Linked DNA regions of Homo sapiens: region 2 is linked to region 1. A link is a loop called in an ENCODE intact Hi-C map of the cell type or tissue named here. Cell type or tissue: CD14-positive monocyte. All regions are shown on one strand. Links, peaks and the distances in the headings refer to the core of each region. The heading gives the core; the rest is flanking DNA.

Region 1 (8,349 bases), core at 327-8,326:
CTGCTTTTCAGGATTGGGAACTAAGAAAGGGAGGTAAGATTCCACAGGGTAGACAGTGATGTGTACAGAAACCCTCAGTAGGGTCACGGCCAGCCCCCTGTACTCAAACATGTATATATTTCTGCAGCAAAATGTATGCATATTCACACTGAGCATGAGAAATAAAGATTGTAATAAGCAACAAGTCAGCTTGCTTAGGTTTTGACACCAAATTAGTCATTTTTTAAAAAATCTTGGGATTTTCAGAGTTCTTTGGGTTTCAGAATTATGAAAAAGAATTTGTGGACCTGAATTTGATTTGCCTCACAAGTGCCAACAATACCTAGACTAAAGTTTTTGCTGTTACTTTTTATGACCTCTAGAGTATCTAAAGAATCTACAAATCTAACTTTAAAACATATAACTTGATATCAAACATTCTCTTCTTTTTATTCAGTTTTTGCCCTGAAAAATTACATCAATTGTTTTTTTCCTACAAAATACAATGATAAAAATCACAATGTGATGCTTGCATTTTTTCACAAAATAAACCTCTGTTCACAATGTGATAGACTCTGTTTTCCTTTTGACTCTTCTGAACTCACATCTGAGGTCAGTGGTTATCCATCCTGAAGATAGAATTATGAGACAGACCTGATCACCTACCTGGTGTGCCCTCTGATGTTTTTATCCCCATTCTACAGCAGTACTGAGCAATGCCGTAGTCAGCAATCTTTGCAATGATGGCAGCATTGGGATACAGTGTGAAAAGCAGCACATTGTGGGGTTTCAGGTCTCGGTATATAATCATGGCTGAGTGGAGGTATCTGCCAGAAAATGCACAGGAAATCTTATTCAAATGTGATTACATTATAATAATTTTTGTCCTAATTTCCTTAAATATAAATGTCCACTATGTCAAGCATCAAAAATTCTGTGCTCACTTTGTCCCTTAAAGTTAAGAGATATTGTAGAAGGAAATCAAAACATATAAGTCTAATATTACACAGCAAAGTTATGCTTTAAAAAAGGGTCAAATCTGATAAGTGAATGATTTCAATTTTAAGACAAATCTATCTCAGGCAAAGACCCAATTTTTGGAGACTTTTCTTTTGTATATGTGAACAATTACTTAAAGGCAATTCTGAATTCTCTCAATGATCATATGAATATTTTAACTATTTCAAAATGTAAGTATGTTAAATAAGAATTGATGGGATTTTGTTGTACTTGCCATTTATTTAATAGTTTTGATTTTCCTAAAACCACATAGAGGTTTAGCTCAGCTTTAAAATTTTTCTCTATTCTATTTATCATTGATATTTATTTTTCTGACTAAAATGTTTCCCAATGTTTGGAAAATATTTTCTACTTTTTGGATGAAAACAAATGAAAATATAAGACTTTTGCTTGCTATTAGTCTCTTCTTCTGTTTGAGTATATAATTTACCATAAACCTAATCATGTTAGATATTAAGGTTAAAAAAGAAAATTTGGGGCTAAGAGTTAGAATGAATACAATTTTGTCTTGGAAAAGATGACGGGTAATATTAAAGTCCAACCTTCTGGAGACTGACCCACGCAATCACGAGCAACTAGAGTTGGACATTTCAGGCAAAGAGTAAAAGATAGTTAATATAAAAAAACAGTGTAAAGTTTTCATCTCAACCAGGTCTTATCCATTCTGGAAACATGGTCAAAGAGCTTACCGCATCTCAGCTACTAATGTTATTATCACATTAGATGTCTATAAAATTCTGATTTCCAACTCTGTCTTCTCTGCCCCATGATGTCAAATTGACTACAGCATTTCATGTGATGTCACAGGTATGTTATAACCTATGTTGAAAATAATTTCTCACAAGACTTAATGGAGTTAAATTTAAATCCTTTGCTTATTCGTGACTGTTGGTTTTGGCTCACATTATATCAATTAATAGTTACTCCATCACCTAGCACCAATCACTTCTGGAAGGATTAGAAGCAGAGCAGCAACGATACCCTGAACTTTCAATTGTATGAGGGCCTGGAGAGTACATATTATTTAACTGCATCAACTAATACAGCTGAAGATTCTCTCTCTTCCAGGATGTAGTCGGGACATTTGACATTAGGCCCATTCATTTCAATATACCTATTTTGGGCTGAAAAAAATAAGATAAATACACTAATGAAGTTGACCTTCACAGTAAGTAATGGGCTTGAAAGAAAAATTTACCAAGGGATTACTGAAAGGCCATTAGGTACTCTTCCCCTGCTGAAGAGAAAAGCTGAGAGATTAAGAATAAAAAAGCTAAAGCCAAGTCATACATCATTGAATAGTATCCAAATCCTTTATAAGACATGCCTCTTTAAGTATATTTATAGAACACAGACTCTTTCAGAATACTTTCCAAAGGCTAAAAAGAAATAGTTAAGCTTAATTTGAAATAATGTCAGTGGCAAAGAGATAATATCTTGGTTAGTTAAAATGTTCAATTATAGAATTTAATCTTAAGAAGTGCAGTTCTAATAGCTTTTAATAGACTAGCAAAATAGCTTTTGAAATAATAAGTAAAGATTTTTCCTTCCTGATAATAATTTAGCCATAATTTATGCATTGTGTAACCATGACTATTGTCAAATATTTTATTAAAACAAACTGGTTTATATTAAGTTAAACAGTCATTCTTTGATTGTGATTATTGTAAGAGTTGCTAAGAGACTTCTTTCTTCATAGCTTAAAGTAAACTTTATCTGATTCTGAATAGAATTATTCCAAAAATAGAATGCATTCATTTATTTGACAAATATGTACTAGGTATCTATGAGGGCCAGTCATTTAGTATACAAAGCCATCTTTGTATCTCTGCTCCCTTGAGGGTGTCACAATCCAGAAGGATTGTGCTCAGACAGTCCTCAAACAGGTGTTTAATCAAGATTCCAGAAATATGTAAGTACCACGTGCTAGGGAAGCACAGAGGGAGAAAAACACTGAGGTAAAGACAGCAAAGTTGACTCTCCTACTAGACTGTAAGCTTTCAACCTCAAGAACAATATAATATCTAGCTTTCCCTCTTTAGCACCTAAGTCAATGTCTTGCACAGAGTGTCTGCAAGAAACACAAGTTGGAGAAGCTAACACTTCATGACACACTTGAGCTTCATAGTAGAGATGGTTTGTGAAGAAATTCTTAAGGAAAATGAGCTCTCTAGGCAGACAACTTGGTGGAAAGAGAGGAATAACAAATACAATGATGGACAGACATGAGCATAACTGAAAATTCAAGCCTGTCATCACGGCTAGAATGCAGTGTGGGCAGTGGGGTGGCAGGGGCCGCAAAGGGAAGCAAGAGGCATACAGAAAGATCTTTGATGCTATGCCAAGAAGTTTGGATGCACTTTGCAGATAATTGAGAACTGTCAAGGAATTGCAAGCATAAACAGATTTTTATTTTAGAAAAGAAATTCTGATAATTCCCTGGACATACTGAACCAAGACAGCAGGAGTGGCATAAAAATAAATGAATTGACTAAAAAGATAATGTAAAATAGAGTCAAGGACCTGGTGGACAAATGCATACTTGCTTTCGGGGGAAGGTGTTTGGCCTGGATGGGACAAGTATCCTGGCCTGGCAACTGTGGGATATAACAGAAATAACAGATTCATAGTGGGTGATGTACCAAGGCAGTACATTCCATTTTGAAGATATTGAAACACAGAAACATACAGAAAATGCAGTTGACTGTATTTTCATAAGTTTTATAGAATTATGATAAAGAGTTCAAACGAAGTGGATTGAATTGGAGAAGTAAGCTAACAGTTAAAAGCAAGATGGAGGAAGAGAGAGCATGTAACGTGAAGAAAGTTCTTGTATGTCACTCTAAACAGCTCCAGCATTTAAGGGACTCCAAAGGAGCATGATTTTATTTCCTGTGCTGAAACATACTTGGAAAAATAAACCTTAATGCTGAGTTTTTAAAATATACTTAGTGCTGGTAGAAGATTGATAGCTACTGAAATCTACTAGCCTTTTGTGATACAAAATCCAGAAAGCTTTTCTGGCATTATGCTAAGAACAAATTAGGCAAATTATTTTAAAATATGCTGACATTTCATTTACTTCATCAGAAACTGCTGGATTTGTTATTTAAAGTAAGGTTTCAGAGAACTAGAATAAGTCATTTTAGAGATAAGGTGTTTCGAACAGTGTTAAAAAATAGCAATTCTTCACTTTATAAATAAACACTTTGGGGATTTGTGGAAGAATTAGGGAAAAACTAGAACCTAGAGTTAGTTAAATGAAGGAAAGAGGGCACTGAAATACAGGAGACTATTCTGCACTTTACCTAGATTAATGTAACCCAAGATTCCCCCTGGTGTTCAAAAGCAGAAACATCAACTCAAATCCAAATCCCTGCACCCTGTTTCATTTCATAATCTGTACAGTTTTCAGTAGTTTCTGGACCCTTTCAGGAAGGAACATTTCTGGATACTACCTAAAAGGCATATTCATAGCATTTCAGAAGAGAAAGAAGAGAAGGAAAGTTGCATACACTGCTTGGCTTCTATGCCCCAGGCACTGTTTTCCTTCTTTCCTCCTTTCTCCCCCTTCCCCTACTGTCAACACAGTAATTCTGAAGGCTTACTATTTTAGGAGCTAGAGATACAATGGCAAACAAGACGAAAAGTCCCTTCTTTCATGGTACTTAGATTCTGATGGCAAGACAGACAATAAATAAGTTTTTAAAAAATGAAAACATAAAGAATCCTAGGCAGCAATAGTCCTATAGGGGCTGGAGAGACAAAGGGTCGTTGCGGACATCCTCTCTGCTGAGAGTCCTAAATGAAAGGATTCAGAAAGATTCAGATAATCCTTTATAATAAGTAGAGAGCACATCTGGGAGTCAGACATTCCTGAGTGAAATCAACAGCAGATATAAAGCCTCTGGTATCTGCAAGGAACCTCAGGGATGGGAGTGGCTGAGCACTGTACCCAAGAAATAAGGCAGGGGAGGGGTAATAACAGGAACAAGTCCTGATCCAACTTTCATGTTAGAAAAATCACTCCAGAGGCTGGGTGAGGAATGGGACTATCATGAGACAGAGGTAGAAGCAGGGGACCAGTAGGCAATGAGAGATGATACTGGCTCAGATTTAGACGTTAGTGAGAGAAATTGTTAGAAGCATTAAGATATATTTTGGTGGCAGAGCTGAAAAGATTTGCTGAAGGATTAGCTGTGAAATGAGAGAGGAAGAAAGGAATGTAAGGTGACTCTCAGGTGTAACAGGGTGACTGGGGTTGGGGAGCAATGGCAGAGGGGACATCAAGAGTTTCATCTGGAATGTCTCCAATTATTACAGAAGTCATCATAATTTTATGCATTAAATATTAGTCATGGTTCACAGACTATTTAAAAAATGGGAATCAGAGATATAAAATCACAGTTACTAAATGTGTGGAATAGTGATGAATCCCAGGCCTTTTGTCTTCAAAGACCACAGCCTTTCCACTCCAGTGTGCTCCCTCTCCAAAGCTTGCTCTGGATGCAGGGTTAGGTGTGCCTCTGAGACATGTGAGATGGTCATGCCGAAGAATCCAACATGAATCACTCTAGTCCCCTTGAGAAGTATGGACTCATCTTTCCTCATTGGAATCATGTAATTGACACTTACTTTGATACTGTGAAGCCTAACTTATACATTTTTATAGAAGGCAGATCAGTACAGGGTTAAGATGATGGGTTCTAGAGCAGAACTTGTGGGTTCAAAGTCTATTACTACTTGCTATGAGGTTCTGCATGGTTTCCATACTCTTATTTTCTGAAATTACAAAATTTGATCAGGGAAATGGTAGTTTTCATCCAAATTGTTTATAAATTGTTACTGGGGCACAGTGTTACTGGGAAGTGTTCTCAGAACCTGAGAGCAAGTCTGGATCACACTTGTCATGCACTGAATAGAAAACAACATGACCTACTTACCTCAAACCATCAGCTACGTGGAGTGCAATCCTGTGCTGTAGGGTTCTAGTGAGGCTGGCTTTGTCCTGCTGAAGCAGGCGATCCAAGGAACCCTTGGAGGCTAACTCCATCACCAACATCCGGGGACGAATCCCAGCTGCCAGCAAAGATATCAAACTGGGGTGGTGGAGGTGGCAAAGCACCACAAGCTCCTGCAAAAGTCCAAAATCATGTAAGAGTAATTCAACATCAGGTTTTACCCACGTATCTCCTTCTTTAAAGTGCATCAACAGGCTGAACATGGATTTCTCTGTATGACTGGATCATAGCAAACTTTCCATTTCTTCTCTGAGTTTTTTTTCCCGTATTTTCAGTAATAAAAAGCTGGTTTTGAAACTACAGTTGACCTATGGACAACATGGGATTGAAGTGCATGAGTCCACATATACATAAATTTTCTTCCACCTCTGCCACTCTTGAGACAGCAAGACCAACCTTTCCTCTACCTCCCCCTCCTCAGCCCACTCAATGTGAAGATGATGAGGGTGAAGACCTTTATAATGATCCACTTCTACTTAACGAAGATTAAATATATTTCTCTTCATTATGATTTTTTAAATAAAATACTCTTTTCTCTAGCTTGCTTTATGGTAAGAATGGAGTATATAATACAGATAACATATAAAACATGTGTTAATCAAGTGTTTATGTTATCAGTAAAGCTTCCAGTCAACAGTGGGCTATCAGTGGTTCAGTTTTTTGGGGAGGTCAAAAGTTATATGCAAATTTGTGACTGCACAAGGGGTCAGCACCCCAACCTTTATGTTTTTCAAGGGTCAACTGTACTGTCAGAATTAAATTTTTAAGTTCTATTTTTCCTTTGGCTCTGTTTTTATCAGACATTTAATGCAGAAACAGTGCACACAGTGTAGTCATACTAACAGGCCACGTCAAACTCATCTACTGAATTCTGGTTAGCCACAGTATCCTTCTCAGCCCAGGATTCTCTATAGCCACTACTAATCAGCTGCAACTGGCATATGAGGTAAAACCTGCTTATAATCTCTGGTTTAACGACTACAAAAGTTTACCGAGGATAATGCTCAATTTTAAAAAAATACATATCATCCCCTCCTGAAAACTCTCTAATGACTTCCCATTTCCCTTAGATGAAAATCCCATCTACTTCCACGGCCTCAGCACCTGATCTGATCATGCCCCAGGCCTTCCAGACCTTCTCGTCTCCCCCTCCTCTTCAATCACCACCCTTCAGCCACATTGGCATTCATTCAATCCCAAGCTGTGCCCAGCTTCTTCCCATCATAGGGTCTTTGCCTGTGCTGACCCCTTTCCCTAGAAATCCCTCCACCCTTCACATGGCTGAAGTCTTGCCATTCAGATCTTATCTCAAATATTACCACATCCTCAGAGAGGCCCGCCATGGGCCACCCTTACTAAGGCAATCCCTGGCTGCAACAATCTCTCTGCAATTCAAAAAAAGTCCGAGATATCATTTTGGCTTGGACAGAGGGATTGCCTTAGTAAGGGTGGCCCATGGCAGGCCACTCCGAAGATGTGGTAGTATTTGAGCTAAGATCCAATGGCAACAACCCTCTCTGTGGCCCACATCATGTGAGACTTCACAGCCTCTTTTATGACATTGTTGGGCTTGAATTCCAGATTCGCTTTATACTGTATATTGCACTTTACTCTGAAACTGTAACTCTGTTGAAATGTATAGCTTGTGTGATGTTAAATTGATTCATGCTTTAAACTGTGATTGCTGCAGAAGCACTGCTTCTTAACAACCAGCTTCAAAGATGTGGAGTAGCGGCGCCCACTGATTTATCAGGAAACTGAAACATGGAGAATTCTGCAAGCTGAAGAAGAAAGGCTGAACACCCTGAGAGGGGATTTTCCAAGAACAAAGCTTCAGACTGTGATCATATTTGCTTAGTAGATAAAATCTTTTTTTTAATGCCCATGTCAGTTGGTTAGAACTGATGAGAAGGAGTTAAGTTAGCTCTGCTTGTTTTCATAGGCACAGACAGAGGTCTAATCCAAATTTTCTATCCTGGAAAAGCAACTCACTAATTGCAAAGAAAAAACAGCGTAATAGTACAGTATAATATAGATCTGCCCCATGACTACTGGTAGAATGACCGTCAAATGTCATTTTTCTTTCTTTTTGTTGTTGTCTTTTTCTTTTTTTTTTTTTAAGAGAAGAAGCACATTATGCACACCCCTTTTTTTTTAATTTCTTCCACCATTCCCTTAGTTTGCCTCCCTGCTTATACACTAATTGGCTCTGTAGACATTTTTAATGTACTAATTTCCACCATAGCTCCCCAAACACATGGTGTAAAATTTGAAATGCATGCTGACAGCAAGGCCAAAAAATCAATTTATATAAGAAATTACCTACACA
Region 2 (8,349 bases), core at 124-8,123, 52 kb after region 1:
ACAACTGGATATCCATACAGAAAGAAATAAATGTCAACTCTTCATTGACACACCACACACAAAAATCAACTTAAAATGTTTTAGACCTAAATGCCAAAGCTGAGATTTTAACACTTCTAAGAGAAAATATGGGAGAAAATATTCACAAATTTAGGCTAAGAAAAGGTTTCTTAAGTGGGATACAAAAAGCACAAACCATAAAAGAAAAAAACTGGAAAACTGCATTTCACCAAGATTTAAAACCTCTGTTTTGTTAAAAATAGAATTAGTAAAATGAAAAGACAAGCTATGACTGGGAAAAAAATATGCAATACATATACCTGTCACAACTTCTATCTAGAATATACAAAGAACTCTTATATAATAAGACAACCCAATTAAAAGCAAAATACTTCAACACTTCACACAAAAATAAGAATGGCCAATAAGAACATGAAAACATCCTCTACATAATTAGTCATCAGGGAAATGAAAATTACATCTAAATGAATTAAACCTCCACTAGAACAGCTAAAAGTAACTTGAAAATACCAAGTACTGACAAGGATGTAGAGCAACCAGAATGCTCATGTACTGCTGGTGGGGGTAGAACATAGTACAATCATTTTGGAAAACAGACACAAAAGAGTACTCACTGTATGATCCTATGTATATAAAACTAGAGAAAACATTAATCTACATTGTCAGGAAGCAAATGATTGCTAAGGGTCAGGGGGGCCAGGGGAAGGGGATGTTTTCAGTGAAGAGGCATGAAGAAACTTTTTTGGATAATGAAAATATTGCATAACTTAATAGCGACAATGACCACATGAATATGTTAATTTTCAAAGCGCATGAAAATATATACTTAAAGTGAATGCATTTTATTTTATATAAATTATATATGTATATAAATCACTACACTTGATTTTTAAAAATGGTTTGACTTGAGACACAATATTTTGGAACAACTCTCATTTTTTGCCCTCTCAAATATCCTTATTCTATCACCCAGTGTTTTCAATCATACTATATTAATAAGAAAGCCCCTCACTCCATTTTTACCAAACTGCTAATGCTAAATACATCAGCCCTAATCATTGTCATTATATATTTCACCATATTAATTTTTTAAAAAGTTATCTCAAGTGAGCTATTAAAATATTAATATTGTTTTAAGCTATAGTAAAGATAAAAACCTTTTTTATTAAGCGCTTCCTGTTTGCCAAGCATTGTTGCAGACATTTTACATACATTTTTTCTAATTATTATGTATAACCCTGCAAAGTCGACATTACTACCTTTAACAAGGTTAAGGGGCTTACACAAGCCACGAAAGGATCTAGTCAATGACAGAGCGTGGAATCTCGTTCCAGTCTAGTCAGAGTTTGTTTCCTGGAATATTAACCATTAACCAATTAGTATAACATTTAGAAGCACAGAGACACACTTCCTTGACCCATCACTTTAACCAAAATTAGTAAACTTAACTGTTTGCGATAATAAACACATTTCTACTCAAGTTTTTCCAGATGATTTAGGTCAGGTTTTTGTCTTGGGTCCTATTGTTCAATGTCAGTGTGTAAATATAAAGCATAAAGGGTTTTTTTTTATAATAAATACCTTCACTATCCAGGTCATCACTTTGAGCAAACACACTGTCCATAGAAGAGTCAGGAATAAAGGTCCATTCATCAAATTTAGACAGCACATCTTCAGAAAAATTTCCATCGCTGCCTGAGGCTGTTCCTTCTTCCACAGCACTTTTCATCTGATATCTGATCACCATTCTTGCTAGTGTAGATGCTATATCTGAAAATAAGAGATACACCAGCAACTTAGAAATCAACAATTATGCAAAAATAAACATACATAGGACCAAAGTTCTTACGTATTGCTATGCTTCTGGAGAATATTTCTATTTTTCCTTTCAAAGTCACCTTACACTAGTGATCCTGAATAATTAACAGGTGGCAGATCATATATTTTTTAAAAAAACATAACCATGTACACAATGCTTTCATGTAGACAGCAAAACTGAATCTCTATGGAACTAACTTTATTCAGGAAAAGGCCTAGGCTTTGAAGCCAGACAGGCCTGTGTTCAAGTCATAGAAATGCCATTTGTGAGTTATATGAGCTCCCTGGGTATCAGTGTCCTCACCTGGAAAATGAAGATGATAATAAATACAGTATATGGTGATGAAAAAGAGTAATTGAAATGATGCATATAAAATGTTTAGCACAATGCATAGAACACATAAACTGCTAAATAAAGGATCTTGTTATTTTTATAAAGTTTGCTGAGTGATTCATTATGACTATTGGGAAACCTGATGGAATTTCAAAGTTAACATTCTTCTCACAACTTCATTACATTATGTATTAGCTCTACTATGAAGAATAAGTTGGCTGAGTCCTCATTGTTCTACATACAGCCAGGAAGATTTCTTCAAATATTACTACTGTAATGACTTCAAATATTACTACATGATACTGCTGTATCATGTAGTACAATATCCAGTGATGAGTTGGCTAATACAATGCTGGTTAGGCCTCCTACTGTAAAAAGGAAAATAAACCCTGGGGCTCAGAGCATGGTGGGGGATCATTTGATATTACCCCTGTGAAGTGTAGATAATCAGCTAAAAGACTTTGACAACAGTAGGAATAGCAATAATTATAGTAGCAGAGTGAAGTATGCTCATGTATCTACATCTATTCCTACTGTAAATATGTGGTGGACCCATATGATAAACCCCAAGAAGGCAACTGATACTATGGCTTACACTATACCCATATACCCAAATGGTTCCTTTTTCCAGAGTAATATGTTATGATATGGGAAATTATCCCGAAGCCCGGTAGGATGAGCTCACACACAAATATGTCACTTAGGCAAATACTACCTGAAAAATGTTTGAAAGCTATGACCCAAAGTGTTCTTTACTCAGACCAGCTGCCAGTGAAATCATGGTTATACCCTCCAATTAATCAAATGACAATTCTATGTTTTTTTAACTGGGTAAGATGTGTCAATGGTAAAAACTCCAGACAGAACAAAGAGAATATAGTGAATGATAAATCTCCCTCTGTCCCTCTCCAATGGGCCCACAATTCCTCTCCATCGGATATTGAAGATTAAAGTAAGCAGGTTTTTGGCATAAGACTAGTTTAAGTAATGAAACATGGGATCTAACCATGTCTCAGTAATTTCCAAAGACCCAGAGACAACCAGGGAACCCATTTCTGGAGGGTTTTATTTCATATTCAAACTTTTATAACTATCATATTCCAGTTGCATTTTCATCAACATTAGCATAGTAAAAACACTGTCTGTGCCCTTTTTTTTGCCACGGAGTAATGTAATCTTTATCAGGACATTAAATTTGCTCCACGTTTTTTTTTCCTCAATGATTGCAAAGCATTCCACAACATGTATGTACCATTATTTATTTGAATAGTTCCTTTTGGGGAATACTTAGGTTTTTTTCCTACTCTTTTGCTATTATAAACAATGTTTTAATGTGCATTTTTGTACATAATTTTTGTGCACATTGAGAATGTCTGTATCATAGATTCCTAACAGTACATTGTGAGGTCAAAAAAGTATGTACATATATTAAAAATATTAGTAGATATTGCCAAATTGTCCTCAAAAGAGGACAATTTAAATTCATATCAATATATGAAGCATGTTTCCACACATGCTTATCAACATAATGTATTACACAATTTTTATTTTTTGCCAATATTGAATACTTAATTCTAAATGATAATCTACTATGTGCAAAACACTAGTATCAATGGTAAGGTTACAACCATGAACAAAATTGACATTGACTTCATGGTACTAACAATTTACCAAAAAGTAGATTATAAAAATGAAAAATTAAATTATATAATGTGGTGAATGGTAGTATATGTGAGAAATAAAGTGCTATAGGGTCATGTAAGAGAACCTTCCAGACTGGTGATAGCACTGAGACAGGAAGAATGAAGAGACAGCCAGGTGAAGAGAGAATTTAGAGCTAGGTAGAGAGAGAGTAACACTGGAAAAAGACTGGAAGTAAGGGTACACGAAGTGTTTGAGAAACCGAGGAAAATTCAGCCTGATTGGAACTTTTGGAGCCTACTGAGCGGTTGGAAACCTTGATGTATAAAGGCACCAAATTGCATGGATGGGTACTTTTCTCTAGCAGCACTCAGTTTTCTTGGTGAAACTGAGGGAAAAAGTAGACTGGTAGACTGACCAAAACTGGTGTTTTGCTAGTGAGTGCATCATAAAAATGAGAGAAGCAAACATGTTACTTGCAAGATGGTCCTTAAGGTGTTGATTCATGGAGTTTGATGACCATGGGGAAGGAGATGGGCATGGGACTAAGTTAACACAGGGAAAGCTGGGAGCTTTCACGCTAAAAACACATTTAGTGTGAACAAATGAGAGAGCTCAAAAGATAAAAATAGTGTCAGAAGATGGTAACTTACCATCAATACACATAATATGTACAAAATACACATGAGCTTGAAAGTATAAAGAAAATGCATTATCAATTGAAATATAAAGTATATTCTAAGTTAAAAATGCCAAATAAATATGTGTGTATGCTTTTACATACATTTGAATGCATAGGTACATGTAAGCATATAAAAAGTTAGGAAAAATATCCATATTAATTACTTATAAGAGATAAAATAAGTTATTTTTATTTTCTTTTTTATAATTTTATATTTCCTTTAAAAACAGGGATATCTTACTTTAATAATAAAAAATATATATTAAAAAGTACCCCTTCAAAAAGCTTCCACTATTTTGCTCTATTTTTATAAATAACTATTTGCTATCTCATAAAGAACTTAAATGTCATTTTGAAGTATTTCATAGCCAAAAAAAAAAAAAATCCAAACCTTTGCAATATCTTTGGCTTAAGGTCCCTCAAACTGGCATGAATAACCACTAAAAGACTAGTGACTTAAAAAAATACTATTAAAAATAAGAATTGTAAAAAATATTCTCCTTGTTACTTACTTGTTTGTTTCCTTAAATTAGAAGTCTTATCTGGAAATAAAGGACCAAGCCAAGAAGGTTCAACTTTTCCTATACAAAATCCTCCAAGGCAAATGCTATTGTTGGCCACATCCAGGGCCAGCCTCCTTAAGAGCAAGCTGATGATCTGGCTGTCACCTTTCCCAATGCTTATCGTCAACGCTTTTCGTACATCTTGTTCACGAGATCCACTATTCAGTAAGAGTTCCACCAATTTGGGACTGCTCTCTTTCTCACATACCTATTAAAGAAAAAAAATTAAGTATATTAAAAATCTACATTTTTCTTCCTTTTAGGAGACTGGCAAATCAAACTTCATGTGATTTTTCTCTACATCTCCAATTTGGAATGAAACAAAATAAAATAAGGCAAAACTGATCCTTGAATAGATTGGGAAAATAAGATGATATTAATGCCATCAATGTCAGAATAGCATGAATAATCTGCCACATGACAGTCAGTTATTATGAAAGAGACAACATTATATGGAGACAAAGCTCCACAGGCTTGGCATCAAGATCTCTGTTTACATCCAGACTCCACCAAATATGCACATTGCTTACACTTTCTGAGCTTCTGTCTTCTCACTGTAAGATACCTGGGAAACCAGTACCTTAACACAGTAAATACTACTGTCCTGCCTTTATTTGTGACATAGAATAACTAAATGGGGACATAGCTATTGTAAAATTTATTAATGCCACACACAAACGACAGTCATTACTCGTGTCTAGCTTTCCTGAGCTCCTCAAGACAAGCATCTGAATTTCCTCAAAGATATACCTTGTCTCTCAGTCTTCAACCTTCCTCTAAATGTTATGTTTTCAGAGCATGTGTTCAGGGTGGGTTAGCATGTGAGGTGCCACAAAAACTAGAACAACTCAGCAATCCAGGAGAAGCCTTAGCAAGCTGTGGCACTGCATGCTGGCCCTACTCAGGAAGAGCTATGGAAAGGAGCTAGACGCTAGCAAGGAGCTATCAACTAGAAGACCAAGATAACAGGTAATAGAAATAATATCCATCAGTTACTGTGCTAAATTCTGTACACACATGATTTCTAATCTTTTTTTTAAAAAAATCCTATGCCATAGCAATTATTACTCCCATTTTATAGATGAGTATTTAGAAAAGATATATAATTTGTCCCTTACAGCTAGCAAGCAACTGAGACTTGGATTTGAAGCCAAATCTGCTGGCTTCAAAACCTGTGTGACTTTCATTACCCAAAATAAAACATCAAAAAAGGAAAGAAAAGAAGACCCAAAGATCCAGGGTACCAACTCAGAGGAAAAAGATGTTGGGGACAATTTTTGAATTTTCTAGAATTAAAGTGTTTCCAAGGGATTTGAGGGGACATTCATTTATGTGGTTGGAAGGCACCAATTAAATGCCCACCAGTCTCCAAGTACGCCCACCTTCAACCCATCCTCAAAGCACTACAGAGCTCTGATCAAGTCACCATCGTCTTTAAAAACCTTCTAAAACGCTGCTGCTCCAGGACATTCTTCCAAACACAGCATGTAATTTTTCAAACCTCATTACCTTTTATGCTATTTCTATTACCCCAAATGCCTTCCTCTACTTTTCACCCAGCAAAAAGGTGTTCATTCTTGAAGAATTGGCTTCAAACTTTCTTGCAGAGAAGTCCTTGCTACTAACCTCTCAGGCCAAACACACCATTTCTCCTCCCGGCTCCCATCCATTTCATTTAATGTAGCACTGAGCAAACATACATACCCATCTGTTTTCTTGCTAGAATGCAAAGGGCTTTACATTACTGCAATCCAACTTGTATTCCTGAAGCCTAGCACAACATCTAGCAAATATATTTAATTTAAGTAGCAAATTACTAAAATCCTCTTTAAGGGCTCATAGCAAAATTAAAAGGAAGGCAGGTGGAAGAGGAAGGAAGGAAGGAAGGAAGGAGAAGGGGAAGGGGAAGAGGAAGGGGAAGGGGAAGAGAAAGGAGAAGGGAGGGGAGGGGAGGGGAGGGGAGGGGAGGGAAGAGAAGGGGAGGGGAGGGAAGAGAAGGGAAGGGAAGGGAAGGGAAGGGAAGGGAAGGGAAGGGAAGGGAAGGGAAGGGAAGGGAAGGGAAGGGAAGGGAAGCGGGGAGGGAGGGAAAAACTCACAAATGCCTTCTCTTATAGCCCAGTAACTTTTTTTTCTCTAAGATATGCCATTCACTCCTTACTTTGTACTAAGGTGATTTATGTTTTACTCTCTTGTCAATGCCCTACACATACAGACCTACAAACCATCTTGAAACAGGAAACCCATTTTATATTCTCTATTAATTATCTAGCACTGTGTGCTGCACATGTTTGTGGAAGGAATTTTCCTTGGAGGATCCAAACTATCCAAGCTGACTTTAGGCATATGGTGCCATGAAGAGAGACATATATGAGAAAGTGAATCTGATAAAATAAATAAATGCCAGCAAAAATAAGAATTAATTTCTTTAAATCCTACAGAGTCATTCTCTTTAGAATATTCACACATATTTATGAAAGTAATTTCAGCTTCATGACAGGAAAATACTACTGCTCACAGATATTTATTTTTACATTTAAATAATAATGAAGAAAATTAAGAATATAACTAAAGATTATCAAAAGCATAATTTCTTATCCCTGCAATCTTTCTCTGATCATCTAATTTATAATAAATGCAGTGCATTATCAAAACCAAATTATTCAAACTGTTATTTTAGAGAAAATGAACACCACTACCACCACTACCATGAATCTGCTGTGTAGCCAAGAAATTAAAGCAGGCACTGTGGAGGCAGATTTCACACTGTTACCAGGAGCTTGTTCTTAGGCAAGTTATTTAAACCCTCAGTGCCTCAGCTTCTCACTTGCACAATGGGAATAACATTAGAACCTACTGGACCTTTTCGTAGGTTGTCGTAAGGATTAAATTGTGTAAAGTATTTGGAGCAGTGCCCAGGTGGTAATGAGCATGATAGAAGTGTTTGGTTTTGTTGGTTTTTTGTTTGTTTGTTTTGTTGGTTGGTTGGTTGGTTCGTTTTTTGTTTTTTTTTTTTTTGAGACGGAGTCTCACTCTGTCGCCCAGGCTGCAGTGCAGTGGCGCGATCTAGGCTCACTGCAAGCTCCGCCTTCCAGGTTCACGCCATTCTCCTGCCTCAGCCTCCCAAGTAGCTGGGACTACAGGCACCTGCCACCACGCCTGGCTAATTTTTTGTATTTTTTTAGTAGAAACAAGGTTTCACCGGGTTAGCCAGGATGGTCTCGATCTCCTGACCTCATGATCCACCCACCTCGGCCTCCCAAAGTGCTGGGATTACAGGCGTGAGCCACCGC

What was found. Peaks named below come from ENCODE experiments on the same cell type or tissue, not always from the same donor. Only the 100,000 strongest peaks of a DNase experiment are listed, where the experiment ranks them.
Region 2: it touches region 1 in a loop (2.1-fold over the local background); 2 of 110 quality-filtered maps call a loop at or near these places.

Annotation. Positions count from the first base shown.
Region 1 is chr12:40,332,751-40,341,099 of GRCh38, reverse strand. It overlaps LRRK2 (leucine rich repeat kinase 2), which reads right to left. Exons shown (of 51, transcript NM_198578.4): 40 at 5,943-6,133; 41 at 646-806. Among named protein-coding and RNA genes, the nearest start is that of MUC19, 56 kb to the left of the region's middle. In CD14-positive monocyte, for the core only: CTCF peaks have their summits at 4,074 and 4,277; no DNase peak of the experiment used is centred there; H3K27ac peaks cover 635 bases.
Region 2 is chr12:40,280,793-40,289,141 of GRCh38, reverse strand. It overlaps LRRK2 (leucine rich repeat kinase 2), which reads right to left. Exons shown (of 51, transcript NM_198578.4): 19 at 5,009-5,267; 20 at 1,603-1,791. Among named protein-coding and RNA genes, the nearest start is that of LRRK2, 60 kb to the right of the region's middle. In CD14-positive monocyte, for the core only: no CTCF peak of the experiment used is centred there; no DNase peak of the experiment used is centred there.